2 separate regions of the Homo sapiens genome follow, and region 2 is linked to region 1. A link is a loop called in an ENCODE intact Hi-C map of the cell type or tissue named here. Cell type or tissue: heart right ventricle. All regions are shown on one strand. Each heading gives the region's core, and the rest is flanking DNA. Links, peaks and the distances in the headings are about the cores only.

Region 1 (15,631 bases), core at 2,764-10,763:
AGAACAAAGAAACCAGCATAATTAATATTTGAACATTGTTTATTTTTATATGGAGAAGACTGAAAAAAGGAAGCATAGTTACCCCTTGACCTGACTCTTGTTACCCTGTGACAACAGAAATTGTTCAAGAAGCTGCCAGCAATCCAGAGTAACTAGAGGGGAAAGGAGGATGTAGGGGATTGTGGTGTATACTTTGGTTATAAGCAACAGAAATCCAACCCCATTTGACTTAGGCAAAAAGCGGGCTTTATTGGTGGTGGAATCAATGAAAGGGTAGGAACAACTATGTTGCAAGGAAAGCAGGGATGCAACGGACTTCAGGAGTGACTGAACCAGTACCTGGAACATACTAAGCCTTCAATAAATAATGTTAAATTAAAGAATGAACTAGAGATTGGAATGAAGCTAAGACTGTCTTTGTCTGGCTTCATCCTTCTCACAGATTCATCTTCCCTGCTTGGGATAATATATGGCCACTGACTGCTTATGAGGCTTACATCCTATGACTTCTGCTGCCAGAGAGGACTAATGTCAAGCACTCTCGGTTCCAGGTGGAAAAATCCCAGGAAAAGACTGATTGGGCCAGCTGGGGTCAGGTTCTTTGCCTCCAGGCCAATTAGCTGTGGCCAGCATGGCAAGGTCACATAGTTCCTACAATGGTCATGTGAATTTCAGTGGGATGTGGGGGCAGGCTTGGGAAGTAGGGAAGGAGGAATCTGGGTAAATTAGGGTGCTGTCTTCAGCCTGAAAAGAGGGATGGTACTAGAGATAGCCCTTAGGAAACATATTACTGTATCTCTGTATTAGTTTGCTAGGGCTACCATCACAAAGTACCACAAAGTAGGTGGCTTACACAACAGAATTTATTTCCTCACAGTTCTGGAGGTGAGAAGTCCAAAAAGAAGGTATCAGCAGAGGTGATTTCTTCTGAGTCTTCTCTCCTTGGTGTCTTCTTGTCTTCACATGGTTTTGTCTCTGTGCCTGTCTATATCCTACGGACACCAGTCATGTTGAATTAGGTTCTACCCTAATGATCTCACCTTAACTTAGTTGCCTCTTTAAAGACCTTATCTTTAAATATAATTACATTTTGAGACACTGGGGGTTGAGACTTTAACATATAAATTTAGGACAAGGGGTGGGATGGGGGGAACACAAGTTAGCCCATAACAGTCTCCAATAAGAATATTGTTAAAGATGTTTATTACATAGTGTCTTCTTTAAGTTCTTCTTGATGTGAGTATCAGAAAGAGTTGTGTGGCTTCTTTTTAGATGATTGGAACTATAGTTTGCCCAAATGATCGTGTTTTTCCTTTATTACTGGCTTTTCTGAGCCCCATTTGCTGATGTGCAACCCATTTGGAGCAAGTATATAGGACTTCATGGTATGAATTTCTGTGAAGTCCTATTTTACAGCTATATTTTATGTTACTAACTTGGGTTTCCTTTTTCCTTTCTCACACATTTGTAATTTGTCTTACCTTGTTGTATGGCATAAGTATCTGTATATTTTGTGCATACCATTTATGGCAGCAGTCCGCAACCTTTTTGGCACCAGGGACTGGTTTTGTGGAAGACAATTTTGCTACAAATGTGGGGGGAGGTTTTGGATGATTCAAGCATGTTACACTTACTGTACACTTTATTTCTATCATTATTACTTATTCACCATAATGTAGAATCAGTGGGAGCCCTGAGCTTATTTTCCTATAACTAGATGGTCCCATCTGGGGGTGATAAGAGATAGTAACAGATCATCAGGCATTAGATTCTTATAAGGAGCATGCAACCCGGATCCCTCACATGTGCAGTTCACAATAGGGTTCACGGTCCCATGAGAATCTAATGCCACTGACCAGACAGGAGGCAGAGCTCAGCCAGTAATGCTCACTCACCCACCACTCACCTCCTGCTGTGCAGCCGGGTTCCTAGCAGGCCATGGATCCTCAATGGTCCATGGCCTGGGGGTTGGGGACCCCTCCTTTATGGAATAAAGTGAAATATTAATACCTAGATAAATAAGCTCTAATTCATCAACTGTAGTTACATAAGCAGAACATTATCAAGAAAAAGCAGAGAAAACTTCCATGCTAATAATAAATGTCCTTTGTAATAAGTCACCTCAGATCTTTTTTTGGAAGGAAACAGAACCTATAAAAGACTATATAAATCAGGAAAAAACAAGATGTGTCACAAAACATTTTTTAAAAATCTAACAGTAACTAGGCAAATTGGTGCTTAAATTAACACAAACTGGTAAAAATAAGCATCCCTAAATTGATTTTTCCATATATTTTCCTCAAGGTAGACAAAGTGTAGAAGGAGTCGGATCGTTGCCAGACTGAAAGCATTTTTCTGAGCTCCATCAACTTCTATTAATGGGCAGTGACGCCACTCTGGCCCCAAGCCAGCCACCCATCACACTTCGATTTGTTCGACAGGCTGGCTGGAGGCAGGCATTGCATCAGAAACCTGGCACCATAAACAGCACTGGTTTAAGTAAAGCACCTCCAGAGAGAACTGACTTCTTGTGCCATCAGCAGAGAGCACAGGGCTTCCTCCCAGGGGGCTGCTTGGTGTTGAAGGGCAAACTGACTGGACCCCAAGAAGCAGCACCTCCTAGGGTCTCCGTGGAGCCTCTAAATCACTGCCCCCCAATCCCCACACTGTGAACAGCTAAAGTAGAAATTAACCCAAACAGCCTGGGAACTGTTGGTTCTATTTCATTTGGTTAATGTGGTGGTCCTCCCAAATGTATTTTCAAAGGTACATGGGCTTTTTCTGAATTCTCTGCTTCATAGGCTGTCCCAAATTACATTCAGTGGTGTCTTGGCATGAATTCCAAAATGGCAGTTTAAAGGGAATCCAGCAAGTGACCACAGTGCTCCAAAGGGTGATAGAGGTATCAGTGCTCCTAATGGGGACATGTGTGCTGTGGTATCCTTTCCCAACTAAGTTGGAGCATGGGAGATAAAGATAGGAAGGCGAGGGGAGGAAAGGGTTTGAAATATCATACAGGCTTCCTAGACCTGAAAAACTCACAAATAGATGAAGTGGAGCATGTAACCCAAGACCACAAGGACTTGTAAAGGCAGAATAAAATATCCCTCCAACAGGCTCATGCAACGCAAACAAGACATTAGGGAAAAACTGAGGACATCTGAAGAAAGCATAGACTTTTGTTAACAATAATGTGTCAATATTGGTTCACTAATTATTACAAATGTACCATCCTATTGTAAAATGTTATTAATAGGGGAAATAGAGTGCAGTAGAGAGAAATTTTATGTACTATTTTTAAAATAATTCTTTAAATCTAAAACTGTTCCCAATTAAAAAGTATTTCTAATATACAGGTACACATACATACACTTCCAATATATTTGCTTTAAAATAATCCAGGAGGCAAGAGGAGATATTGGTGGGGGCATTGTCAGAGGAAACAAGATTAACTATGACTTACTAATGATTAGAACTGGGTGACGGATACATTACATTATCCCTTCTACTTTCATACATATTTGAAATTCTCCATAATAAAAATTTCAAAAATATATGCTCCCATTAAGTTGTGAACTGAAAAGATAAGTATATAGCATACATTTACGATATATATATACACATCTCTTACAAAAACCACTTTATGTATACATACACTTAGATATATACATATACTTAGACATATACAGCCAGCTCTTTCATATCTGCAAGTTTCACATCTGTGGATTCAACCAACTATGGATCAAAAATATTCAGAAAAATATACAAAACAATTAAAAATACAATACAAATAATGCAAATAAAAACAATACAGTATAACAACTAGCTACAAATCATTTATATTTTATTAGGTATTATAAGTAATCTAGAGACGATAAAAGTATATAGGAGAATGTGTGTAAATTATATGCAAATACTACACCATTTTATACCAGAGAGACTTGAGCATCCTCAGATTTTGGTATCCATAGGAGTCCTGAAATCAATCCCCCAAGGATATTGGGATGACTGTATGATATTCTGTATATTCATATATGTATATACCAATTTATATATCATATAAACCATTTATATATACATATATGTGTGTGTGTGTATATATATACACACACACACACACACACACACACACCCCTATAAAATAGCAAACAGTAAGAAGAGCTTTAGTCCAGGCTACTTTTTTGCTATGTGAGTGTATGCATACTTTGCAGCCAAAGAGTAGTGTCTTTATCGGTGCTACAGACTGTGGACTTTTCGTTTTGCATGACACACCAATCGTATTAGCCTGTGTCAAAGAATATGCTTCAGTGGCTTTCTTTTGATTGGGATGTTAGGCCAAGTCCCAGCACCATCTTCCCCCTAGAATCAATGGCACACACTGGGTTCTTCAGTGTGATGAAGTGTGACCCCGATGGGGTCAGAGCCAGTGGAGCCATAGCTTTGGAAGGACATTTTTCTCTGTGGTGTTAAAGCAGGCTGCTCCAGTTCTGGGTTTGATCTGAGTGAAAACTCTTTAGCCACCTACGATGTGAAGCTGGGACTGATAAGCTCCCCTGCACTTTGCCTGCCACACTCCTCACAGCTGATAGAGCAGTGCCATCAACAGATGGAAGCCATTAATAAGAGAGAACCCGGCATTCTTTTTCTGAGAGTACCCCATTAAGCTCTTCTTCCTACATCCCTTTCAAATGAGAGGCACCAGTGAGAGGTGACAGCGTGCTGGCAGCCCTCGCTTGCTCTCGATGCCTCCTCGGCCTGGGCGCCCATTCTGGCCATGCTTGAGGAGCCCTTCAGCCCCCCGCTGCACCGTGGGAAACCTTCCCTGGGACTGCTGAGGCCGGAGCCGGCTCCCTCAGCCTGCAGGGAGGTGTGGAGGAAGAGGCACGGGCGGGAACCGGGGTTGCGCGCAGCCTTGCGGGCCAGAGTTCCGGGTGGGCGTGGGCTTGGCGGGCCCCCCACACTCTGAGCGGGCGGCCGGCCTGCTGGTCCCGGGCACTGAGGGGCTTAGCACCCGGCGAGCAGCTGCGGAAGGTGCGCCGGGTCCCCCAGCAGTGCTGGCCCACGGGTGCTGCGCTCGATTTCTCGCGGGGCCTTAGCTGCCTCCCAGCAGGGCAGGGCTCAGGACCTGCAGCCTGCCATGCCTGAGCCTCCCCCACCCCCCGCTGTGGGCTCCTGCATGGCCCAAGCCTCCCCGAGGAGCACCGCCCCCTGCTCCACAGCGGCCGGTCCCATCCGCCGCCCAAGGGCTGAGAAATGCGGGCCCACGGCACTGGACTGGCAGGCAGCTCCATCTGCTGCCTGGTGCATGACCCGCTGGGTGAAGCCAGCTGGGCTCCCGAGTCTAGCGGGAACTTGGAGAATCTTTATGTCTAGCTAAGGGATTGTGAATACACCAATCAGCACTCTATCTAGCTCAAGGTTTGTAAATGCACCAATCAGCACTCACTTTTGTGTCTGGCTCAGGGATTGTAAATGAACCAATCAGCACCCTGTCAAAACGGACCAATCGGCTCTCTGTAAAACAGACCAATCAGCTCTCTGTAAAGTGGACCAATCAGCAGGATGTGGGTGGGGCCAGATAAGAGACCAAACGCAGGCTGCCCGAGCCAGCAGTGACAACCCGTCACCTTCCATACTGTGGAAGCTTTGTTCTTTCGCTCTGCAATAAATTTTGCTGGTGCTCACTCTTTGGGTCCACATTCCCCTTATGAGCTGTAACACTCACAGGGAAGGTCTGCAGCTTCACTCCTGAAGCCAGCGAGACCATGAACCCACCCGGAGGAATGAACAACTCCAGACTCTCCGACTTAAGAGCTGTAACACTCACCGGGAAGGTCTGCAGCTTCACTCCTGAGCTTGCGAGACCAGGAATCCACCAGAAGGAAGAAACTCTGAACACATCCGAATATCAGAAGGAACAAACTCTGGACACGACGCCTTTAAGAACTGTAACATGTAATCCCAGCACTTTGGGAGGCCAAGGCGGGTGGATCACGAGGTCAGGATATCGAGACCATCCTGGCTAACACGGTAAAACCCTGTCTCTACTAAAAATACAAAAAATTAGCTGGGCACGGTGGCGGGGGCCTGTAATCTCAGCTACTTGGGAGGCTGAGGCAGGAGAATGGCATGAACCCAGGAGGCGGAGCTTGCAGTGAGCCGAGATAGGGCCACTGCAGTCCGGCCTGGTCTAAAGAGCGAGACTCCGTCTTTTTTTTTTTTTTTTTAAAAAAACTGTAATACTCTTCGCGAGGGTCCGTGGTTTCATTTTTGAAGTCAGTGAGACCAAGAACCCACCAATTCCGCACACACCAGCATTCCTTCGGGTTCCTAAATAATAAACTGGGAACCATTCACCCTTGACATCTCCATCTCCTTAATCTTCCAGAATCCGGTCAGTCTCCAAGTTCTGCAGATCCTACTCCTTTCACTTCTCTCAAATCTGTTCTCAACTCTTCATCCCTGTTGCCCGTTGAAGTTTCAAGCCTTCATTTTTCTGGTCTATTGCAATGATCTGCTACTTAGCCTTCCCCTGTTTTCAACCCCTGCTGTTCAATTTGCTGTCATGAAGACAAGTAAATATCACTCATTTTCTGGGAATCTCCTCAATATTGCCCCCACAGCCTTCAGGATGATGACTTTGATTCTTGGATTGGAATACAGGGTTCTCTACGATCATGCCTCTGCCTACCTCCCCTTCCTCTCATGCCCCATTCACTACCAACTTCAACTGCTTATAGTTCCCAAACCATGCCAGGCTATGTAATATCTCTTTGCCTTTGCTCCACAGTCCTCTTTCCAGAATGCTCTGTTCTTTCCTCTCCTCTAGGTGAACACCTCTATACTTTTCAAAACTGAGATCAAGCATCACTCGTTAAAGAAAACTCTCCTGGGTCAGGTGTGGTGGTTCATGCCTATAATTCCAGCACTTTGGGAGGCCAAGGCGGAAAGATTGCTTGATGAGATGAGACAGAGATTTGAATTTATAGCCCAGTAAGGGCAATACGATCTTTTTCCTGCGTTTTAACTGTTGCACTCGGCATAGTACTCGGCATGTATTTGGCACTTAGTAAATGATTATTGAATAAATACAGATGTAAATGATGGTCTAATTCAGAACACTATATTGTTAAATATCCTGAATATATTTATTTAAGGCGTAGTTTGCAAACAAGCCATGTATTAGAACATCAGAATTTCACATGTGACAAAGCACGATCTGGTTCAGTGAGCCAAGTTGGTAATCTCCAGCCGATGACGAATTGCTCTTGAGACACTTGTTACAGGCAGCCTCAGGAAGAGGCACAGGCCATTTATACCGCTTCGAGCCGCCAGTCCCAGCTCTCTTGGAGAAAGGCAGCACAGCTGGGAGGGCTCACAACAGGAGGCCTGTTGAAAACAAGTCGTGGTTTCACCCTGTGTTTTGATTTCTGTTCAGGGAAGGGCACTTCCTCTTGCATTTGTAGGAGCCAAGTAACACATTCTGGGTGGAGGGAACTATGGTAGAAAGCCTAGTGTTGGACACATGAAAAGGTGGCAGCATCTTAGAACTGGCTAAACACATATCTTGGCATAAGAACTTGGGTGGCAGGCAACCAAGATTTGGGGAGTGCTTTTCCTGCATCATTTTCTGCTGGGATTGCAATATGAGGGAGGCCTTGTTGATGGGTGTAGTTTGTTATGGTTGGCAATACCTTCTGGTTAGTAGTGGTTGAGTGCTTGCTAACTTGTGAATTCTTCAGAAGAGAGTAGAATATAAAAAGCCTTCAAGCCTCTCCTGTCTCCCCCGCAATGCGGCTAACGCAGGGCAACCGGCAGCAGTGAGCTGTGGATCCAGGCACTGGCTAGAGAAGTTGACAGACCACGAACACGGGGCAAGCTGAGTCTTTCTGTTTCACTTCCGGCATGTTTTTCACCCACAGGGATATTTTGGTCTGTTTCAAAGAAGAGGAAATCAGCCCCTAGCAGAGTGTTTCAGAAAAGCAGCAGAAGAAAAGAAAAAAGATTAAAGCCATATCTCTTGGGGAGAGAGATAAAAATCTGGATTTTGTTTGAAACAATGTTTCCATTTCCAACACCTCAGGTCCATAAAAAGTAGGAGAAAAAAAGTCTTCTTGGGGTTTCAGCATGCACAGTGCATTTATTCTCTCTCTCATTTCTTAATTTGTCAGTTTCTTTCGCCAAGTACCAAATCCAGTAAATGTTCTTTAAATGGAAAGAAAAAAGCAATAATGAATGCCAGAAAAGTTTCCCAACCAGCCGGCCAAACCACAAGTATCCAAAAATGTGATTTCATTTTTAATAATACAGAAAACTGAGGAATATCAAGTAGAAATATAAAGAGAGGAAAAACATTGACTTATTCTAAACACCAATAAAAAGGATTTCCAACTTCAGAATGTTTGTAGAAGACATGAAGAGAAATAGCTAGTCAATGAAGGAATTCAGAACCCGGTGTTCACAAAATTAAGAAGATACTAGTGATCAATGAACTCTAAACACTCATATGGGTTTGCCTTCTCTGAATCCTTTGAAATTCACTCTCTATTCGGTGTCCAAATTTCCTGTATATGTAAAATGGAGCCAAGGAGCCCACATTGTGAACAGAGAAAGTAAAGATCGTGTAGGATGAAGACATTCGTGTTGTAACCTGTGTCTTTTATGCCAACTCTTAGAATTTAAGGAGCAGCTGGGGAGGCCAGCAGGCTGACTTAAGCCCACAAAGGATGGCCTCTGATCCCTGAAACTGGGGGAAGAAGCAAGATAATTCTTAACTACTCAGGTGACATCTCTTCCAAGAAGTTTTCTCTAACTTACTCCCTAGCCCAGGAGGGAAGGCTTAGACCCCTCATCTGTTTTCCCGGAACACCTGGGCATAGCTCTTATTGCATCCAAACGGTTCTTATAATGCAATGCAACACAATACACAGTATCTATATGTCTCCCTTGTTAGACCATGGAGTCTAGAGCAGGGATATCTTTACTTCTCTGGTGCCAGGTATAGTGGCTGGAACATCAATTACCTAATTGACATGAATGCTTTCTTTCTTTGTATCCAAATAACTCAGGGCATTTTAGTTGTTTTATCCTATGGTTATATCATTCTTACCATGTTTTAGTACCGGCAAATAGAATTCATTATTTCCCAGGATATATCAGTTAATAATTTCATAAACAGAGAAACTAACTACATCTGGAGCAGTGCTTCCCAAACTTTACTGTGCATGCAAATCACCTGTGGATCTTGCTACAAAGCCGATCGTCACTCATTTGGCCTGGGAAGGGGCCTGAGAAGCTGCCTTTCTAACAAGCTCCCAAGTGCTGCCAATGCTCTTGGTCCATAAAGTAAGAGTGGCTTGAGCCAGATAGAGTTTAATTTTGTTTCCTGAAAGTTAAGTCCAGAGATTAGCAGTCCAGAGCTTGTTTGGCAGTTCTGCCACATCATCATCAGCCCAGGCTCTTCTATCTTTCTGCTTTACTATCCTAGGTTCTGTTTACCCCAAGGTCTCCCCTTGTCCCAAGATAGCAGCTGCTACTCTAGCCATCACACCTATATTGTAGTCAGTAGAGAGGAGGACACACCAGGGCAAATGGCTGACAGCTGGGTCAGCCCCTTCTAAAGGAGTTGTCAGGAGGAGCCCATCTGACAACTTTCACTCCTATCTCACTGGCCAAAATGTAGTCACCTATCTAAAGGAAGGCTTGAAATGTGATTTTCCTGTTGGGAATATGTTGCTGATTACAACGAATTGAGTTTCTCTTAGGAAGAGGGGGAATGAATGCTGGGTAGATGCCAGCAATCTCTACTATGAGTCAGATGAGATTGTTGTGGATCACCTGTTACTCACCCGTGGTTAGTAACCTCTGGATTGTGCCCCATTCCTGAAGAGACACCAGTTACTCTGTTAAGGTCCATGCGAAACATCAGCTGTCTTTGTGACAAGTTCTGTCTCATAGGCTCCTTGACTGTACTTACTGACTAAAGCTATCATCACTCTTGGCTGTGAAACTTGAAGTAAGATGAGGGGACCAGAACTTCCTACCCTCGCTGCTGCCTCTTTGGAATAACATTAATTGTCAGAGCTTAGTTTGGCCCAGGCCTTATTTGCATCCTTGGGCTCTCGGATGCCAGGGAAACATGGCTACTGTGACAACAGATGAGATCCTGGCTCAAGGATGCTGGCAGGGTCTCTAGCTTATTGTCCCTAAGGTTATGGCTTATAAATAAGGGAATGAGTCCAAAGAGATGTGCTGTTCTTCTTGCTTGGTGCCAATCAGTTCATTCCTTGAGTAACAGTGGAGTCACCCAAAGTGAAGAAACAATTCCAGCCCACTGATTTCGGCCTGAGCACTCACGTTTTTTCCCTGGCTCTTTGCCCAGGATTTCCAGGGAGAAGGCAGGGGCCAAGAAGCAATATACATTCCTGAAAGGAAGGCTTCTTGAGTGATTAAAATGATGGTATCAGTCGGTGGCTCACAGGCAATGACAGAGAACACAGGCAGGGTGCCCTCTGAGATGCACCCCCTCATTTCCTGAGTCATGACGTGGAAGACAGGGAAAGTGCACATCAGCAACAACAGGAAAGGAAAAGGTAGTTGTTTGTTTTCCTTCCGTTCTCCTCCCATCTCAAGGAATTGATACCTCCAAAATTTCAATCTGAGATAACAAAAACAATTTGCAAATAGTCAATAAACAGTGCATTCATTCATTATTACTAGAACTACATTCATGGAAAATAATTTATATAAACTAACCAAAAGTCGTTTTTTAAAAAAGGTAATATGATTTATTTAGATGGGTTCAACCATCAGATTTTTGGGGGGAGGAGGGTAATCCATGAATCTATTTGTGTGCTAAGTATTGCTATAAATTGAATGTGTTTTTCACATCTATTTATTACTATTTTTCAAGTCCTATAGATGCAGTTTTGATTAGTAAAATGCAAGTTTATTTTAAGATGTGACTAAATTTTTATCTGAGAAAATACATTATGGCAAAAAGCAATAACTGGATACTAAAAATATAATGACCATTATGTGAGAGTATGTAGAATTCAAGTATTAAAAAAAGAAGTCCTCCTACCTGAACATGTTGGTGTAACTGAGCCCATATTCAGCTGCCCACTGCTTGAAAGTGAGCCACGAGAAACGAGGTTGGGAATGCCTTGTTATCCCCCCTCCCTTTATAGTTTAGACACAACAACAGCATTAATGTTAAAATAGAGATCATGAGACTGGCAGCACAGCCTGTGGCTATAAGATACCAAATCATAAACAGGACCTAAGGCCATGCCCGGCAAAGGTTAAGTCTCCACCCCAAGATAAACGTGTGTTACATGCATGTTTGTTCAGTACACATGTGTCAAGACCACCTTCATAAATATTTATAGCTACTTCTGTAACCCATTAAATATGTATGTTGAGCTGATCTATCATATACCCACAGGAGCCCTGGATACAATTGACAGTAGGGAGCAAATGTATTGATTTTCTTGCTGATATGGTAGGCCATTCCAGGTTTCTGCCCTGGTGTGAGAACCAACCGATGCTCTAAGAGATTTAACAATTGCCAAATATGTTAAGACGCTAGATATTATACTAACTTTTGTTTATAAGTTTGCTTCCAGCAGAATCATTTTTCCCATGGATATGGACCTGCATCCTTTTCAACTAAGAAATAGGTCCTCCTAAAGACCTGGAAGGAACAAGGGCCTGAACATCAGCTCACTGCCAGGTCAAAAAGTTTCATTCCACAGTTGCCCCACGTTGACCCTGTTTGGCAAGAAGTAGCCAGCTGAGAGATGACATCCCATTGTCCCTAATCCCACAAAATTGTGGAATGAGCCTTTGACAGTGGGGAATTGTAGCAGTGAAACAGCAAAAAAAAAAAACCCAACATAACTAATTCCATTTTTATTTAAGGGGCCTACACCCATTCCTGCACGTTTGCTAGGGTAATTTTAGAGCACTGAGATAATATACAAAAACAGCAATCAAATATTTTGTAAATCGAACTCTGGGATTAAAGAGGAAGTATATAAACAACTAATTATGTTTTGTTAAAGATTTACAGGAGCATTGTGACCCGACCAAGGACAAAAAAGTTCCCAGCCTCCTTCTCTCAGACCTTTCATGGTTCCTGATAGTTGGGGAATGATCCGCTGTGCTGCTGCTGTAGCATCAACGAATACATATACTTCATCAGCCTCCTCCATTTCTAATCTTAGTACTCAGGTCCGTCTCTCAGTCCCAGAGACACTGTCAGCCTTTTATTATAAAATCACTGTCTGATTTTTCAAGAAGTCCTTGAATAGCTCTTTAGTTAAGTAGATCTAAGGCAAGTAGCCACCAATCGTTTTGAAAGAAGTATGGAAGAGAATATTTTTGACTCAGCAAGGAACTGGGGCATGGCTGCTCTTGGTGGGAGGTGATAGGCAATGCTGCCGCGTTGCACCTCCCACCCGCACACGCATACATACACACATTCAGCACCCATGATTTTACAAGGGGCTAAGGAGCCTGCAGGAAAATGAGGTATAGCAAAGCGTCCTCCTCAATGTGACTCTATAGTTTCCCTGTCACTTACAGAATAATTCTTCTCAAGGGATAAAAATTTTTGTTGTGCTGTGAGAAATAGTAGATACTCAAAGCTCTTTGAAAACCTTTGTGGTGCACTCTCTGTAGTGCACGCTCAAAACCCTGAGTGCAGTGCCCTAAAGGTGTTCTTCTCTGTGGGTGGCTAGGTTTGTAGGAAGATCCCCAGCCTTCCCTCCACCACTCCTGGCAGAATGGCTCCAGCCCCATCCCACGCCAACTTCAACCAGAGAGCTCCTGTTTATTTTATGTGCTGAGATTCCAGACATAATTCTGTCAGTTTAAAAAAAAGACCTCTTTTAAATGCATTTTTGAAAGCTGCTGGTCTCTTGTATCCACTGAATTTGGGGAATATCACACACATACACATATAATATGTAATAATACAACATCTATGTAAAAATTTATCAGGATATGACAACAATACTGAAGCAGCAGTGGGTGGTGCACAGGTCACACCTGTGAAAGGATTGTCTTGCATTGTTCTGGCCTGACTCTGGTGAAGAACAAGGTGGTATCGAACCCCTGGGTGAGTCTCAAGAAAAGAAACAGAGTTACGGGACCATGTCAAGCTCTCAGAACTTCTGTATACTCCTTCCTGATTTTTTTTTTCTTTTTATGAGACAGATTCTTGCTTTGTCGTGCAGGCTGGAGTACAGTGGCACAATCTCGGCTCACTTCAATCTCCACCTCCCACATTCAAGCAGTTCTCCTATGTTAGCTTCCTGAGTATCTGGGACTACAGGCATGTGCCACCACACTCAGCTAATTTTTGTATTTTTAGTAGAGATGGGGTTTAACCATGTTGACCAGGCCGGTCTTGAGCTCCTGATCTCAAGTGATTCTCCCACCTCGGCCTCCCAAAGTGCTGGGATTACAGGTGTGAGCCACCACACCCAGCCTCCTGATTTTTTTTTTATCAACCTGATATGGATAGATTCCCAAGTCTTGATTACCCCATCCCCTTCTATTGAAGAGCCCTAGGAGAACCCTCTTTTGAGTTGCCCCCACAAGCTCTTTTACTCATTATGATGGTCAAAGAGAGGTTGTAAAGGGTGCACGATTTTATGAATCCCTTTTTAATCTATCCAGATGATCTCTTGCTGGGAATTACTATTTCGTCTTGTAGGCCAGAGCGTAAGATGAGACCCTACTCTGGCGGGCACAGTGGCTGATGCCTTGTAATCCCAGCAATTTAGGAGGCAGAGGTGGGTGGATTGCTTGAGTCTGGAGTTTAAGGCTAGCCTGGGCAACATGGCAAAACCCCATCTTTTTTTTAAAAAAAAGAAAGTACAAAAATTAGCCAGGTGTGGTGGCACATACCTGTAGTCCCAGCTACTTGGGAGGATAAAGCAGGAAAGTCGCTTGAGCCTGGGAGATGGAGGTTGCAGTGAGCCGAGATAGAGCTACCGCACTCCAGTCTGGGTGATGAGAGTGAAACCTTGTCTTACAAAAGAAAAAAAAAAAAAGAATCTATTTCTAGACAGTGATGAACTTTATTCCCCCATGTCATGGTCCTTGTAGCTTAAGGAGGTATTTGAGGTTAGGCTTCTCTGACCCTTTGCCCATTCTGCCAGGGGATAAGATATTGGACACCACACTGAAGTTAGATGTTGAAAATTGAGGTCCATAATCCCCGTATGTTCAGTCTCATTCACTTATCAAAGAATATTTCTAACTGGATCCCCAACAGAATCCTTACAATGGAGTGCCATCTCCATTGGCCTCAGGAACTGATGATTCTTTTAGTCCTTTCCTTATAGTGCGTGGGCCCACAGCTTACTTTCACTCATTGCCCACCTGGCTTTTGCTGATACATAATGCCCTTGCATAACCTCCTTGGTCAGCCTAATCACTTAACCCCAGGAGGCCCCTTCAGAAAATCTGCAAATCGCTTCTCTGAGTACGCTTGAGCGTAGCTTATTCAGGCCTAGATAAGCTTTGTTTCTTCAAGACAAAGCTTGTCCCTTTTGCTTCCAGCATAGACTCAGGCCATAGGACCCAAGTCTGAATTTTGGGTGCGTAACTTACTTTGAGCAAGTTACTATTTCTGGTCCTCAAGATTCTCGTGAAAAATAAAGATTAAAAATAGTCCTTACCTCCTAGCATTGTTTGAGAGTTAAATGAGTGAGGGCATTTTATACATTTAGACTATACTTGGCATATAATCAGCTATCAATAAATATTAGATAATATTATTTTGGCAAGAACTGGAAGTGACATTGGCTTTACCAAGTTCATTTGTCCATCTGTTCATTTGAAATGTATTTACTGATCCCCTATGATATGCCAGCTATTGTGATCAGCCACAATTAAGAATAGCCACTCCATACATTCTACAAATACATGTATGGATTCTAATGCATTGCTTTTTCTGAAAAATTTTTTTTTAAAACATGATACACCTTCAAAAAAACTGGAATTTTAAAATGCTCATGTCCCTAGATTGCTGGTTATAAACTATAAGTTCTCTGATTGGGAGAGCATTCGGTGGCCTACCCACTGTTACCTCTGAAGGCAAATTTTTACTGTCAGCCTCAAAAGGACTAAGTTAGGAAACTCATGGCAGAACATTAAAATGTTTATTTCTAATGAAGTTTTCAATATGTAGACATGATTTTTATCCACATTTGTATTCCTCTCTATTGAGATAAATCCAATCTAAAGTGAGGCCTATAGAATGAATAAAAAGTAAATAATATTTTAAAAGAGACCTTATGTCTGAGCAGAATTACTGCTCTAGTAGCTGGCCCATGGAGTGGAGGTGGGAAGGGTCCCACCTCAGGCCTTCAAAGGATGATGTTATGAGGTCTTGAGGTCGGGCCCTGGAGGGGTGTGGCCAGGGCTCAGATCCAGCTTCTACCATTTCTCCTGGCTGACCTTAGGCAAGCGGGTGGCTCAACTCTCTCTATGCTTGTTTTCTTTATCTATACAGGTAGATAATAAAAATACATATCTTGTAAGATTGTTATGAGGCTAAAATGAAGTGATACATGTAAAATATTTGTACATATGCAATAAATATTAGCAGTCAGTG
Region 2 (15,631 bases), core at 3,439-11,438, 72 kb before region 1:
GTAGCTGGGACCACAGATGTGCACCATCATGCCCAGCTACTTTTTTTGTATTTTTGGTAGAGACGGGGTTTCACCATGTTGCCTAGGCTGGTCTCAAACTCTTGAGCTCAAGCAGTCTGCCTGCCTTGGTCTCTCAAAGTGCTGGATTACAGGTGTGAGCCACCATGCCCAGCAGCAACCATAGCTCTTACGAGATTTGTTCCCTTGAGTTTCATCAACATTTTCAGATTTGTTAGCATCTGACATTGAAAACAAGAGTTTTCTAAAAATATTTGAAAGAGATTCATGACAAAGAAAGGATTTCCGAAATTCTTTATCTCTCATTTAACATACCAAGAATCACACCTGGACCACATTTCTCTATAACAAGGAATAAGCTTTTGGATCAGGTAAATGTTCTGCCATGATGGCCAGGCCATGAGGTGTGTTCCCTGAATAGAAGGAGGATTTCATGTGCAGGAAGCAGGAAAAGTCTATCCCTTTTATCTCCAGGAGACAATGAAAAGAAGGGAGACAGAGGTAGGTAAAGAAGGCTGTCAGACATGTGAGTCCTGAATTCCCTTTGATGAGCTTTAATTTTACTTCCTGCTAGAAATCTGCAAGAGGCATCTGTGCAATGGACATCATGCCAACAAGGCACAGCTCAGCTAAGAGAGCAGCAGGCTAGACAGAGGATCTGGATTACACTCCTGAGTCTCTCCTGATTTCTGTATGGCATAAACACCAAGAGAGAGCCAGGGGGTCATCCTTAGGGCCATCATGGTTGGAGTGAGATAATCACATAATAAAGGCTGGGGAAGAACAATTTGGTCTGGGGCTCTGGAAGGACATAACAAAGACTCAGAGAAGTCTGCCCTGCAAAGTTAACAGAAAGTAGCCACAGGATCCTGACTCAACTGAGAAAGAATTCAGCAGCTGCCCACTGCAAAGCAGACTCCCTACAGGCAAGGCCACCTAGGATTGGGAGGACATCAGGTGGGCTTGAGACTCTTTTACTCCAGTGTTTTTCCTTTCATATCCTAGACACTACGTAGGAGAAAGAAAAGTTAATATTAATAACAGCAATTATTCCAACAGTACAGGTATTACTCAGAGGTTATTTACATTGTAGCAGTAGAGAAAGGTTTACCTGGATTCGGCATTGAGTCATCCTCTTTGGTATATCCCAACAAACAAGCAAGGGAAGCATCATGAGAAAGATTAGGCCCAGAGGTATATCTTCTCTGCACATCTGAATTGTTATGTGAGTAAATTTTGCAAGCCCATCACACAATATTTCCTAAGCAATATGAGATAATAAAAATTTATCTGTTGAAAGCTTCATGTATGCCAAGCACTAGGCTAGGAACTGTAGACTGAATGAAGGATGAGGCGTAGTGTAGTCTTTGCCTTCAAGAAGCTCATGGTTTAATAGGAGAGCCATCTCAGGTCATTAAAATGATCCGTTTACTTGTCTAAGTATTATAGTTAAAGCAAGCACAAGAGGATGATAGGAGAGCCATCTACCAAATCTATCAAGATTATGGTCTAGAAATGTCCAATGAGCATCATACATGACTAAAAAGGTGCTGCTAGTAGCTATCAGACTTCAGAAGTTTAGTGGCTTAAAGAAAAGAGCTATTCTTTCTCATGAAAGAGTCATGGAGGGTCTTCTGGTAGGAGGAGCAGCTATCCTCTCCTTCATTCAGGGACCCAGGCTGAGGGTTGCTCTGTCATATTCAACATGTGGATCTCAAAGTCACCTTGAGCATCCACCTTACAGTCAGCCAACAGTGAGAGGGTTTTATGGACACACATAACTACAAGGGAAGTTGGGGGAGTTAAGCTGGTCAAGGGGGAGACAGGATTTTGTAGGACATCTGTAATGTTCCACAAATGTAAGCTTCACTGACTGTAGTGGAATGGCTTGTTGAAGATTAAAAACTGATGGCTTTTGTTTCGAACTGTGGAAGTGAGGCATGGAAGATCTTTCAGTAGCATTTAGACAGTGACTCGAGACATTCTTCTTCCATCTCTTGCCACAAAGGTGGGGTTATAAACAGATCTATTGTTTTTGTAGGTGAGAGCTCTCTTGAAGGAAATCATATTTTATTGTCCAAAAAGAAGGTAGGGGTTAACATTTTAGAGTTTAGAAGGCCAGAAAGAAAAGAAGCTTCCAGGTTTGTACTCAGATCCATTGCACCCACAGCAACAACCTGTAAACAGGCCATTTTGTGTTTTCTTCAGCAGAAAGGCAATCCAGGTCTCTTGTCCTGGAAAGCATTTAGAATGAGGCATTTGTGCTTTAGGGCATAGCGAAAGAGGTATCAGCATTCTGAGGAATGAGAAGGGGCAGGAAGTTTGTTGGGTGCTCAGCGTGAGAGCCGGTCTTGGGATCCTTCTGTGGCTCTAGTGGGTCCAGGGCTGGTGGACTGAGGAAAGGACTGTAGTGAGTGGACACTGCATGGTGCCTGTGGAGTGACTGGACCAGACCATCAGTCACAACCTTGTGTTTCAGGAGGGCTCTTGAATGACAGGCTGCTGATCTGTAGTTGAATGGAGCCTTCCTCTTCTCTGAAGTTCAGGGACCCTATCCAGTAGTGTCTTTTGGAGATACCATCCATGAATGTCTCAGCCCCTGTGATATGGCATTGCTCAGCAACACCCCTGTGCTGGAGGGACACTCTTTCAGAATGGCTGCACTTGCTACTCCACGGGCAAAGAGCCAAGTGAATGCCTCCATGTACATCTAATCTCTCAAGTGGAAAAGCCAGTAGCAATTTTCTGCGGAGCTTTCTTCCTCATCTTCTACTTCTATTCTGTTACCAAATTATGAGAATTTTACCTCTTAAGTATTGCTTGACACTCTTAACTTTTTCCAACTTTGGTGTCACCACATAAGCTTAAATCATGATCATCCTTCTCACCTATACTTCTCCCATGGACTCTTTAGGTCGACTATTCCTTGCTCTTCCCTCCAACACAATCTGTTGCCACTGTATTCAAAGTTGCTGTCTTCCCATAGTTACCTGAATTATAGCTAAAACCCCTTAGTATTCCCCATGAAATTTGACTTTGTCTAGAAAGCCCAACTATCTTTTCTCCAGCCCATCATGGACCACATCCCTCACTCATATTGGCTTCATCCTATCACATTGGCCTTCTTCCAGGTCCTGGAGAAACTAGCCCTGCTCCTTCCCACCTTTGGACCTTTGCAAAGGCCATGCACTGGGCCTGGGGTGCTTTTTCACAGTCTGCCTGGGCAGAATTTGCTCCCAATCATCCTCCAGTTCTCAGATACATCAGGGTGACCCCTGACTCCTCCTAAGACTGGATCAAGTGCCTACTCCTTACTACATGGTATGATAAAACTTTTCTTCATAGCACTAGGTATAAAATGAGCCCAGTGGTCATTTTATACCTAATCATATAACATTTGATTAACACCCATGTTCTGCTGTAGACTGTAAGAATTATGAAGCCAGGAACTGTGCAATTTTTTTTCCCTCCCTTCCTTCCTTCCTTCCTTCCTTCCTTCCTTCCTTTCCTTTTGCATCTTAGACCACACTATCTTGTTCACATTTTACCTCTAATGCCTGACACACAGACGTTTCTCAATAAATTCTTGTTTAATGTGCAAGAAAACAAACTGTAATAACAGCAGGGACATGCTTTAAAATTTTCAAAACTGCGCTGGGCACAGTGACTCATGCCTGTAATTTAAGCACTTTGGGAGGCTGAAGCAAGGGGATCGCCTGAGCCCAGGGGTTCTAGACCAGCCTGGGAGACACGGCGAAACCCCGTCTCTACAAAAACAAAAACAAACACAAACAAAAGACAAAAAAAATAGCTGAGCATGGTGGAATGTGCCTGTAATCCCAGCTGCTTGAGTGGCTGAGGCAGGAGAATTGCTTGAGCCTGGGAGCTTGAGGCTGCACTGGGCCATGATCATGCCACTGTGCTCCTGGGCAACAGAGTGAGACCCTGTCTCAAAATAAATATAATATAATATAATATAAAATGAATTTCAAAGCCTTTTCATATACATGATCTCACTTGACAAATGAGAGGGAAAGGGGGAGTTAGAGTCCCTTCTCAGCATGCTGCTCTGCCTGCCTTACATAGAATCTGCTATCAGAGGAAGAGCTTTAAACAAGCTTTTGGGGCCAGGGTATAGTGTGGGATGTGATGAATGGTGCCTTGTAAGATGCTTCCTGTGAAGCTTGCCCATGGGAATGAGTTATATGTATAATATATATACATTTGTATGAACTCTGCACAAAATACGAGGTAAGATGGAAAATGGCTGGAAAAGTGCCAAAGAGACGTGGGAAGTTTGTAGAAAGGTGATAGTCAGGAAAGAATAAGTAGTTAAAATAAGCTAATGTGTGGCTAGAGAGGAAATAATATTTAGAGGTAGGCTAGATAAAACATCATGGCTAGAAAGAAAACAGGAAGAATATTACTGAAGAAAATTGGCCAAGAAAAAAATGCAAACTCTAAAAGGTCAGAGAGCCATTTGAAAGAAGGGGGTTGAGAGATCAAGGCCTACGCCAGTGCCTTCCAGGCAGCCGCCCTTTTGAGTAGAATTGATTTGTGGATATATTTAGGTGCCTGGTTGAAAGACAAAACACAGCACTCAGATACTTTCTCTCATCTTATTTCATCTTGACGTTGGTCATTATTGCTAAGGAGACAGGGACATGGAAAACCACTTAGGGAAAGTAAAGACAGAGATTTTAAGGTGAAAAATAATTTGGTCATAGGACCCTTTAACCTTCCTTTCTCAGGTCTCTGAGAATAAAAAAATGGTCTTTGGCATGCTAACCTTTAGCTTTGTACATTTGATTCTGCAACCTAGAGGGAGAAAGAGAGAGAGAGAGCACATGATTGGATGGTAGAAATGGGTTCCATACTTCCCCTTTGGAGAGAATTTTTTCTTTGGCCCTGCCATTCACTTCAATATTGTCCTCACCTTCTTAACTCTAAATTCCTGTACTTATGTCTCCTCAGTCTCACCTCTCATTCACCCTTTAATCCCTTCATTCTCCTAAAATTGCTCTTTGTCATTCCAGAATATGTTATTTGGAGTCTTTTACTGCATCTAGCACTTTCTGCATGCATTTTCTATCATTTGTGTATACACTTCATTTGTTGTGTATATAGTAGATTATAGGTACCCAGAGGCACAAATCCTTATCTACGGGGATGTATCATGTTCATTTCTGACTCTGTAAGGCACTTGCTCAATGTCTTATATATAGTAGGATGTCAATAAATATTTATTGCTCTGAATGGCTAAAACCACATTACCTTAAACTATTCAGGGGCATATGCCTCCTGTTTTTCCTTCTATTTCAAATATGTCACAGGAAGAAAAAAACTGCCTTATCCGGTATAATCTTCCAAGGATTTTATAAAAATTCAAAACACATACTGTATCCAACTCATGAACTCATCAACTTAGCCTGCATCCAAGGATTTTCAGGAGACTGGAAAAAAGGAAACACACTAAAATAGAATATACTTTTTTATGTTTGATGTTTTTCTTCCTTGATTTTTCTGGGAATATTTCTAGATAAAAGAGTATACTTTTCATACATAAGTGTTATATATATATGTTTTGTGTGTGTGTGTGTGTCTGTGTGTTATGAGGTATACTTCATTGAAAAACTGAAGGCCAGGGACTGCTTTTGAAAGCCACAATGTGGCCATGTGGCTCCTTAAGACTTACGACCAGTAATGGAGATGGTGAAGATAAACTCCTTCAGCTTTGGGATCATGATGCCACGGCTTTGTTCTGGCTGGCTGTCCTCTATAGATGTCTACCAGTTCCTATTAGCTGATTACAGAGGTACACATTGGCAAGGCATGTATATGCACACATGTGCAATACAGAGGTCTACCTGGATTCTGCCACCCTGGGCTTCTCATATCCTCATTACTAGAGCCTGGAAGGGCACATTGGAGATCTGGCTCTGGCTTGGATCCCTTAGGACTTCACGTCTTGGTGGCCTATCTCATCTGCAGGGAGAAGACATGGGAGGCTGTGGTGACCACCATTAGGGTCAGCTCGCAGGGTGCTTTCACTACTCTGTCAGTCAATCAGCAGTCAACTAATCTTTATTGAGCACCTACTATATGTAATGCATGAATGGCGCTGCTCTAGGCAGGGGAGATACAAATTCTTCAGATACCTGTGACTCAGCTCTGGCCTCAGAGGAGGTGGGGGGTCCCTCCTTCATCCTTCCCGTCTCATCATGGGTCACAGAGAGTCCCCAGCACTATCTTTCCTGTCTTGTTATAATAGTCTTAGAGTACCTCTTCATTTTACAGCTAAACTAGTAATGATCCTAGGATTACCAAATTTACAACAAAATTCACTCTTGTAATCTAACAGCTTGCCAAAATATGGGTGATTTTTTAGATTTTGAAGTGGAAAAAGGAGGAAGTAGAGATGGGGAGACAACTTACCATTCGTTTTGACAAAGAGGAAAATTAAAATGAAGAGATTCACCCAGGCCCACTGTTTTTTCCATGTCCTTGTGTGAAAGTGTAGAAAGGTTTGATGGGACAGAAAGAACACTCAGATTGGGTGTGCTTACTCATGCCTTCAACAACATTCTATGTGCTGGGCCCTCTGCCAGGGCTTAGAAATATAACAGTCAATAAGACAGGCACAGTGTGTCAGGACACCAGGGTTTTGATTTGACTCTTGCCAAATGAATTTTGTGACCCTGAGAAGACACTTCACTTTTCTTGCTCTCAGTGTCCACATCTGTAAGCTGAGACTGACACTGGAGGTGGCCAACATTCTCTAACTTTTTCCTAGCTCCGCCTGGAACCTCTAGGACCAGGGACACAAACTCTTATCTTGGAAATGGAGGTACTGGTGCCGGTCACTTTTCCATGAAGGGCTGGGGAGATGCCTCTGGGGTCCAGTCCCCTCTAGACAGTGAGCATCCAGATTCCTGAGGATCAAGGGGAGGTGTGATGATCTCCATTGTCCTGGGCCAGGAAATGCCAAACAGGAGTTTCACATTCAGCTCCTTCTCTGGACTACCCTGGGAAGGAGCCCACCTCCTGCTGCTCAGCCCAGCGGGTGCTCTGTGCTGACTCTCACACGGGCTGTCAGCACATTGACTGCATTCCTCTGCATTCTCCCGGCTTCAGGGTTGTCAGCCAATTAAAAGAGCAATTCTGACACTGGATGAAAAGGGAAGGGAGAGCTATGTTTGGTGCAAAGTGTGGGCAGGAGGCACTGCTGGTGCTGGAGGAGTCCAGGCTGGATGCAGAAGCTGCTCCTCCCTCCTGTGGAGGAGGACAGCCCTGCCCAGCCCACCAAGCTCATCCCTGTCCCCACAGCGGACAGCTGGCCCCAACCCCTGGAAGATCCTGCCGCTGTGGTCTGTGCAGAATTTAATTACACCTTTGGGAGGTGTTTTTTGTCCCCCTGCACATCACCAGGAAGAAACTATGACTTGCAAATTCAGGGTTCTTAACCTTTTTTTGTGCCCTTTGGCTGTCTGGTAAAGCCTATGGATCCCCTCTCAGAAGAATGTTTTTAAATGCAAAAATTTAAATACATACATAGAATTATAAAGGACATAAAGGACACCAGTCATATTAAAATCAATAAACAAAATATTTTAGTGATAAAGTGATAGAATCACAGGTACTGCTAATACTACAGTGTTTGCTGCCTATGGTGTTATTTATTGCTGCATAACACAACTTAGCAACTCAAAAATAACAAATATCACACTCAGTTTCTAAGGGTTGGGAATCTAGGAGGGGCTTAGCTGGGCGTTTTTCCTCTGAGTCTCCCATGAGGTTGAAGTCAAGTTGTTGGCCAGGACTCCAGCCATCTGAAGGCGGGAAGATTGACTTCCAACTTCCAAGCTCACTCATGTGGCTGTTGGCTGGTCTCACATTCTCACTGGCTCTTGGCTGGATGCCTTAGTTCCTTGTCACATGTCAAGACATGGCAGCTGGCTTCCCTTAGAGTGAGTGATGGAGAAAAAGAACAAGAGTCCCAGTCAGAAGCTGCACCCTTTCATAACCTAATCTCGGAAGTAACAGCCATCACTCCTCCTGTGCCGTATGTCACAGGACCAATGTGGGGCTCCAAGGGAGGGACTGCACGGGTGTGTGAACATCAGGAGGGGGGTCCCTGGAGCCACATGGGAAGCCAACTATCACACCTACATTCATGACAGAGGGACAGGCTAAATTTTCATTATAGCTTAGTAAAAATAGAGACATAAATTTTTTTCTCATCCAGTTTCCTGGAACCTGAGATCTAGCCACAGACCCCAAGTTAAGAATCCCTGATAGATTGAAAGCATTTTTGTTTCCAGGCAATTTCTAGTCTTTTTATTCATGACTTTTTTTAGCTTTTTTGAGGTACAATAAAAAAATTGAACACATTTAAGGTGTACAATTTGGTGTTTTGATATATGTATGTATTGTGGAATGATAGCCAGAATTTATTGAGGTATAATTAAAACTTGTACACATTTAAGGTATACAACTTGGTGTTTTGATTTACACATGTATTGTAAAATGACAGCCACAGTCAAGCTAACTAACGTATCTTCACCTCACACAATTTACCCATAGTCACATTGACGTATGTTAGATGTCCAGAACTTACTCATCTTGCAAAACTGAAACTTTATACCCTTTGATCAATGTCTCCACATTTCTTCCTCCCCGCCAGCCCCTGGTAACCGTCATTCTACTCTCCACTTCTATGAGTTTGACTATTTTAGATTCTACATATAAGTGAGATCCTGAAATATTTGTCCTTCTGTGTTTGGCTTATTTTACTTAGTATCATATCCTTCAGATTCATCCATGTTGTTGCAAACGGCAGGATCTCCTTCTTTTTTTAGGCTGAATGATATTCTGTTTTGTATATGTATACATATATACCACATTTTTAAAAATCACTTATCTATTGTAGACATTTAGGTTGTTTCTATATCTTGGGTATTGTGAATAATGCTTCATTGCACATTGGAGTATTCATATCTCTTCAGGGTACTGATTTCATTTCCTTTGCATATATACCCAGAAATGAGACTGCTAAGTCATATGGTAGTTTTATTTTTAACTTTTTGGGGAACCTCCATACTGTTTTCCGTAATAGCTATACCAATTTACATTTCCACCAAGAGTGTACAAGGGTTTCCTTTTCACCACATCCTCACCAACACATGCTATCTTTTGTCTTTTTGATAATAGCCGTTCTAACAGGTGAGAGGTAATATTATATTGTGATTTTAATTTGCATTTTCCTGATTATTAGTGATGTTGAGCACCTTTTTATACACCTATCAGCCGTTTGTATATCTTCTCTGATAAATGTCTATGTCCTTTGCCCATTTTTTATTGGGTTGTTTGATTTTGCCATTAAGTTGTTATGAATTCCTTATATATTTTGGATGTTAAACCCTCATCTGATACGTGGTTTGCAAATATTTTCTCCCACTTCGTAGGTTACCTTTCACTTTGTTGATTGTTTCCTTTGCTGTACAGAGGCTTTTTAGTTTGATAGAATCCCATTTTTCTATTTTTGCTTTTGTTGCCTGTGCTTTTTGGGGTTATATCCAAGAAAAATCATTGCCCAAACAAAGATCAAAAAGCTTTTTCCCTATGTTTTATTCTAGTAGTCTTTCTGATTTTAGATCTTACTTTTAAGTCTTTATTTTGAGTTGATTTTTGTATATAGTGTGAGATAAGGGTCCAATTTCATTCTTCTGCATGTGGATATCCAGTTTTCCCAATACCATTTGTTGAAGAGACAATCTTTTCCCCGTTGTGTTTTCTTGGCACCTTTGTGAAAGATCAGTTAATGAGTGTATTTATTTCTGGGCTCTCTATTCTGTTCTATTGGCTTATATGTCTGTTTTATGCCAGTGTCATGCTGTTTTGATTGTTATAGCTTTGTAATATATTTTGAAATCTAGACAGCTGTTGCTTCCAACTTGGCTCTTCTTACTCAACATTGCTTGGACTATTCAGAGGTTTTTGTGATTTCATATAAATTTTAGAATATTTTTTCTATTTCTATAAAGAATGCCTTTGGAATTTTAATAGAAATGTCATTGAATCTGTAGATCACTTTGGGTAGTATGGATATTTTAACAATATTCTTTTGATCCATGAAAACAAGATTTCTTTCTATTTATCTGTGTCTTCTTTAATTTCTTCATCAATGTATTATAATTTTCAGTGTATAAGCTGGCCCTAGGGGAGCGGAGTTACTCAGGTAAAATGCTTTCTATACTTTTCTATATGGCTGTCCTCAGTTTTTGTGCTCCACTGGGTGGCTGTAGCTTCTTAACCTCACTCCGGAGCTCTCCCAGTGCTCTTTCAGTCCCTGGATAATTGCCAAATTGTTGTTTATTTGGTGGGGGAGGAGGGTCAGAGCCTCCTAGTCCACCATCTTGCTGATGTCACTCCTTAGACAATTTCTGTGTCTAAAGAGAAATGCTGTAGGATAATAAATATTACAGACCATCCTCTACTCATCAAAGCTGCAGGGCCAGTGCACAGGCCTGAAAAGCTTCCCTTTGATTAGTTGAGCTCAGGGTTGCTGACACTCTTAGCCTTGCACAGAGCCTAATGTATGGAAGATGGTGTATATTTATGGGATGAAGAGATCTTATTGATTAGTGCATATCAGATCAAAATATGTTAAAGTCAGGCAAATTGCTGGAGACCATCAGTAGATTACTTTTTACAGAGAGACTATACATGCCTTGCTCCTGCCTGGAAAACTCTGCCTGTTCTGTTCCCTGAGCTTGGAATGCTCTTCTTCCAGATATTGCTCTTTTCCTGCCTTCCTACATTTCTTTACTCAACTACCACTTTCTTGGCAAGGTCTCCAATCTGCTTCTTCTATAATAGGAGTTTCTCAGATAGCCCTGAAAGATCCTCATCCCCTGGTCTTTGTGTCCTTCTATAGTCTTGTCCTTGAGTGTGGGAGGGACCTAGTGACCAACTCCTAAGGAAAAGAAAATAGCAAGAGGGATGGCATGTCACTTCCAAGATTAGGTAACAAAGAGTCTGGCTTATTTCCAGCTTGCCTTCCCTTCCTCTCTCACTTGCTCTCTTTGGTGAAGCCAGCTGCCATGTTGTGAACTGCCCTAGAGAAGCTGATGTGGCCAGGATAGGAGGGAGGGCTCTGCCAACCAGCTGATAAAGAGCTGAGAACCTCGGTCCAACAAACTTCCAGAAATTGATTCCTTGCCAACAACCATGTGAGTGATCTTGGAGGTGGATCCTCCCCTGTTCAAACCCTGAGATGACTGCAAGCCTGGCCAGCACCTTGATTACAACCTTGTGAGACCTGAGACCCTGGCCCAGCCTGTGACTTCCTGAGCCAGAGGACCCTGGGCACACCTAAACTGTGCCTGGATTTCTGAGTCATGGAAACTGTGATCATAAATGTTTCTTGTTTTAAGCCGCTCATATTTGGGGTAGTTTGTTATTCAGCAAGAGGTAACTAACACATTATCAACAATTATAACATCTCACTTTCACCTGGTATTTCCTATCCTTCACTTCCACTACACGCCATTGTTCCTCCTTACCACTTTTCACTATATAACACATATTTTTTACTTACATATGTTGTTGTCTGTTTCCCCCAATAGAATGTGAGTTCTATGAGGGCAGGCATTTTTGGCTAGAAGTATACCTAGAACAGTGGTTGGTGCACATTCAGTGCTCAATAAATACTTGCTGAATAAATGAAGGATGTGAAAATGGGAATGGGAGGAGCATGCCTAGAGTTCCGGTGGCATTTGAGAGAGCAGCCCCTTAGATGTGCTATCTAGACACATTCGACTCACCCTTCCCACCACTGTGAGATTATTCTCCATATCCCTGCCCTACCTCCTATACTTCCCTTGACCTGGGCAAGCAGGGCCCCTGTCCCAGACCCCGTACCTCATCAGGGATCTCATCTTGGAGTGTCTTCCTCATATTTGTCTAAATCCTCTTCCAGCATCTGAGAACAGCCTAGATTGGTAGTGCCTCTGTTGGGGTGCCCCAAGTCCAGACTGCCTCCCATGTAGACCCAGTCGTCATTGCTCTTGTTCAAGTGCTCTCCTGCCACCACCCCCTCAGAACCCTGACTACCCCCAGTGAGAATCATTACAGCAAGGCACTGTTAGTGACAAGAATGTGCTGGCCAGGAGAGTAACAACAACAATAATAATAATGAAGGTTATAGATTGAAGGAGAACTAATAAAATAAATTTTAGTTGAATCCTGGTTTGAAAAAAATCACATCCACAATGCTCTTCCTTATATTTTTCCCAGCTGTAAAACAAAGGCCTCATCAAATTGATGAGTCAGGAAAGATATAAAGGACATAGCCCTCTGTCCCCAGTTTGCTGGGGGCAGGAATTTTTGTCAATTTCAAACAAATCCACAGTTGATCGGTTTTCCTAGAGCCTATATACTTGTCAACATGAATGGGCTTCTACATGATTTAAGCCACTTCACAACAACAAAAGAAGGATGTTTCTTCCTTTTTCATTATCTAAGCCTTTAAAAATAGTCGAGATAAGCCTTCAGCAGGAATGCAGTTTACATACGTGAGGCCTCTGCCAAGGGGTGACTTTTGCCTTATTTTGTTCTTGGCTCTTAGTCATCCCAGCCCTAATGTAGCACAGGATCTGGTTCTAAACAGCCTGGGTTGAAAATGCAACTCTAACCCTTAGGTGTATGACCTTGAACATGGCACTTCTCAGTTTTATCATTTGTAAAATGGTGTATCAGTTCATTTTCATGCTGCCGATAAAGACATACCTGAGACTGGGCAATTTAGAAAAGAAAGAGGTTTAATTGGACTCACAGTTCCACATAGCTAGGGAGGCCTCACAATCATAGCAGAAGGCAAGAAGGAGCAAACCACATCTTATATGAATGGCAGAAGGCAAAGGAAGAGCTTGTGCAAACCATCAGATCTCGTAACATTCACTCACTAGCATGAGAACAGTGCAGGAAAGATCTGCCCCCATAATTCAATCACCTCCCACTGGGTTCCTCCCATGGCATGTGGGAACTGTGGGAGTTACAATTCAAGATGAGATTTGGGTGGGGACACAGGCAAACCATATCATTCTGCCCTTTGACCCTCCCAAATCTCATGTCCTCACATTTCAAAACCAATCATGCCTTCCTAACTGTGCCCCAAAGTCTTAACTCATTTCAGCATTAACTCAATAGTCCACAGTTCAATGTCTCATCTGAGACAGGCAAGTCCTTTCCACATAGGAGCCAGTAAAATCAAAAGCAACGTAGTTACTTCCTAGGTACAATGGGGATGCAGGCATTGGGCAAATACAGCCATTCCAAATGGGATAAATTGGCCAAAACAAAGGGGCTTCAGGCCCCATTCAAGTCCAAAATCCAACAGGGCAGTCAAATCTTAAAGCTCCAAAATGATCTCCTTTGACTCCATGACTCACATCCAGGTCATGCTCATGCAAGTGGTGGGTTCCCATGGTCTTGGGCAGCTCTGCCCCTGTGGCTTTGTAGGATGCAACCTCCCTCCAGGCTGCTTTCATGGGCTGGTGTTGAGTGTCTATGGCTTTTCCTGGTGCACGGTGCAAGCTGTCAGTGGATCTACCATTCTGGGGTCTGAAGGAAAATGGCCCTCTTCTCACAGCTTCACTAGGCAGTGCCCCAGTAGGGACTCTGTGTGGGGGCTCTGACCCCACATTTCCCTTCCATACTATGCTAGCAGAGGTTCTCCATGAGAGCCCTACCCCTGTAGCAAACTTCTGCCTGGACATCCAGGCATTTCCATATATCCTCTGAAATCTAGGCAGAGGTTCCCAAACCCCAATTCTTAACTTCTGTGCACTGGCAGGCTCAACACCACATGGAAGCTGCCAAACCTTGAGGTTTGCACCCTCTGAAGCCACAGTCTGAGTTCTATGTTGGCCCCTTTCAGCCACAGCTGGAGCAGCTGGGATGCAGAGCACCAAGTCCCTAGGCTGCACACAGCACGGGGACCCTGGGCCCATTCCCTGAAACCACCTTTTCCTCGTAGGCCTCTGGGTCTGTGATGGAATGGGCTGCTATGAAGACCTCTGACATGCCCTGGATACATTTTCCCCATTGTCTTGCAACTTAACATTCGACTCCTTGTTACTTATGAAAACTTTTGCAGCCAGCTTGAATTTCTCCTCAGAAAATGGGATTTCTTTTCTATCATATTGTCAGCCTGCATATTTTCCAAACTTTTATGCTCTGCTTCCCTTATAAAACTGAATGCCTTTAATAGCACTCAAGTCACCTCTTGAATTGCTTTGCTGCTTAGAAATTTCTTCTGCCAGATACTCTAAATCATCTTTCTCTAGTTCAAAGTTCCACAAATCTCTAGGGCAGGGGCAAAATGCTGCCAGTCTCTTTGCTAAAACATTGCTCTAGTTCCCAACAAGTGCCTCATTTCCATCAGAGATCACCTCAGCCTGGACCCTGTGGCCACATCGCTATCAGCATTTTGGTCAAAGCCAATCAACAAGTCTCTAGGAAGTTCCAAACTTTCCCACATTTTCCTGTCTTCTTTTGAGCCCTCCAAACTGTTCCAACCTCTGCCTGTTACCCAGTTCCAAAGTTGCTTCCACATTTTGGGGTATCTTTTCAGCAGTGCCCCACTCTACTGGTACCAATTTACTGTATTAGTCTGTTCTCATGCTGCTGACAAAGACATACCCAAGACTAGGCAATGTACAAAAGAAAGAGGTTTATTGGCCTTATAGTTCTATGTGGCTGGGGAGAGCTCACAATCATGGTGGAAGGTAAGGAAGAGCAAGTCTTGTCTTTCATGGATGGCAGCAGGCAAAGAGAGACATCTTGTGTAGGAAAGCTCCCATTTTTAAAACCATCAGATCTCATGAGACTCATTCACTATCATGAGAACAGCACGGGAAAGACCTGCCTCCATAATTCAATCACCTCCTACTGGGTTCCTCCCACAACATGTGGGAACTGCGGGAGTTACAATTCAAGATGAGATTTGGGTGGGAACACAGCCAAATCATATCAAATGGACACAATAATAGTGTGATAGGAAGAATAATGGCCCTTAAAGCTGCCCATGTCCTCATCTTCAGAGCTATGACTATGTCACCTTACCTGGAAAAAGAACTTTGTGTGTTTAAGGTTACATGCAGACTTTGTGTGTTTAAGGTTACATGCAGAGGTGAGAGATTAACTTAGATTATGTAGGTGAGCTAAATACATTCGCATGAGTTCTTAAAAGCAAAAAACATTTCCTAGGGGTGATCAAAGAGAAAGATGCTATGATAGCCAAAGGATTTTCTGGGTAATTGTGGAAAAGGACATAAATATCTCTGAAAACTTACTTCATTTGATTAAAAAATTATGTGAATTTTCTGGTGAAAAGACATCACCAGAAAGTACTGAAGAAGCCCTTCACAAACCTCAGAATTTTATATTAGCCACATTTTAAAAAAGTATTAAACATACTTTAATAATATATTTTATTTAATCCTATGTGTCTAAAAATAATCCCAGCTCTTTGGGAGGCTGAGGCGGGCATATCACGAGGTCAGGAGATCAAGACCATCCTGCCTGACACGGTGAAAACCCGTCTCTACTA

The links. Peaks named below come from ENCODE experiments on the same cell type or tissue, not always from the same donor. Only the 100,000 strongest peaks of a DNase experiment are listed, where the experiment ranks them.
Region 2: a loop joins it to region 1, with 1.8 times the contacts of the local background. A loop is called at or near these places in 16 of 110 quality-filtered maps.

The regions. Positions count from the first base shown.
Region 1 is chr5:54,638,643-54,654,273 of GRCh38, reverse strand. It overlaps a transcript of SNX18 not described here. Among named protein-coding and RNA genes, the nearest start is that of LINC02998, 98 kb to the left of the region's middle. RefSeq lists an enhancer at 14,188-14,762. In heart right ventricle, for the core only: no CTCF peak of the experiment used is centred there; DNase peaks (open chromatin) are centred at 7,333 and 7,823; H3K4me3 peaks cover 780 bases; H3K27ac peaks cover 2,832 bases.
Region 2 is chr5:54,711,099-54,726,729 of GRCh38, reverse strand. The region is part of intron 1 of LINC02998 (long intergenic non-protein coding RNA 2998); the gene reads left to right. The region is part of intron 2 of LOC105378969 (a long non-coding RNA gene); the gene reads right to left. Among named protein-coding and RNA genes, the nearest start is that of LINC02998, 25 kb to the left of the region's middle. In heart right ventricle, for the core only: a CTCF peak has its summit at 7,292; DNase peaks (open chromatin) are centred at 6,619, 7,156 and 7,919; H3K27ac peaks cover 2,962 bases.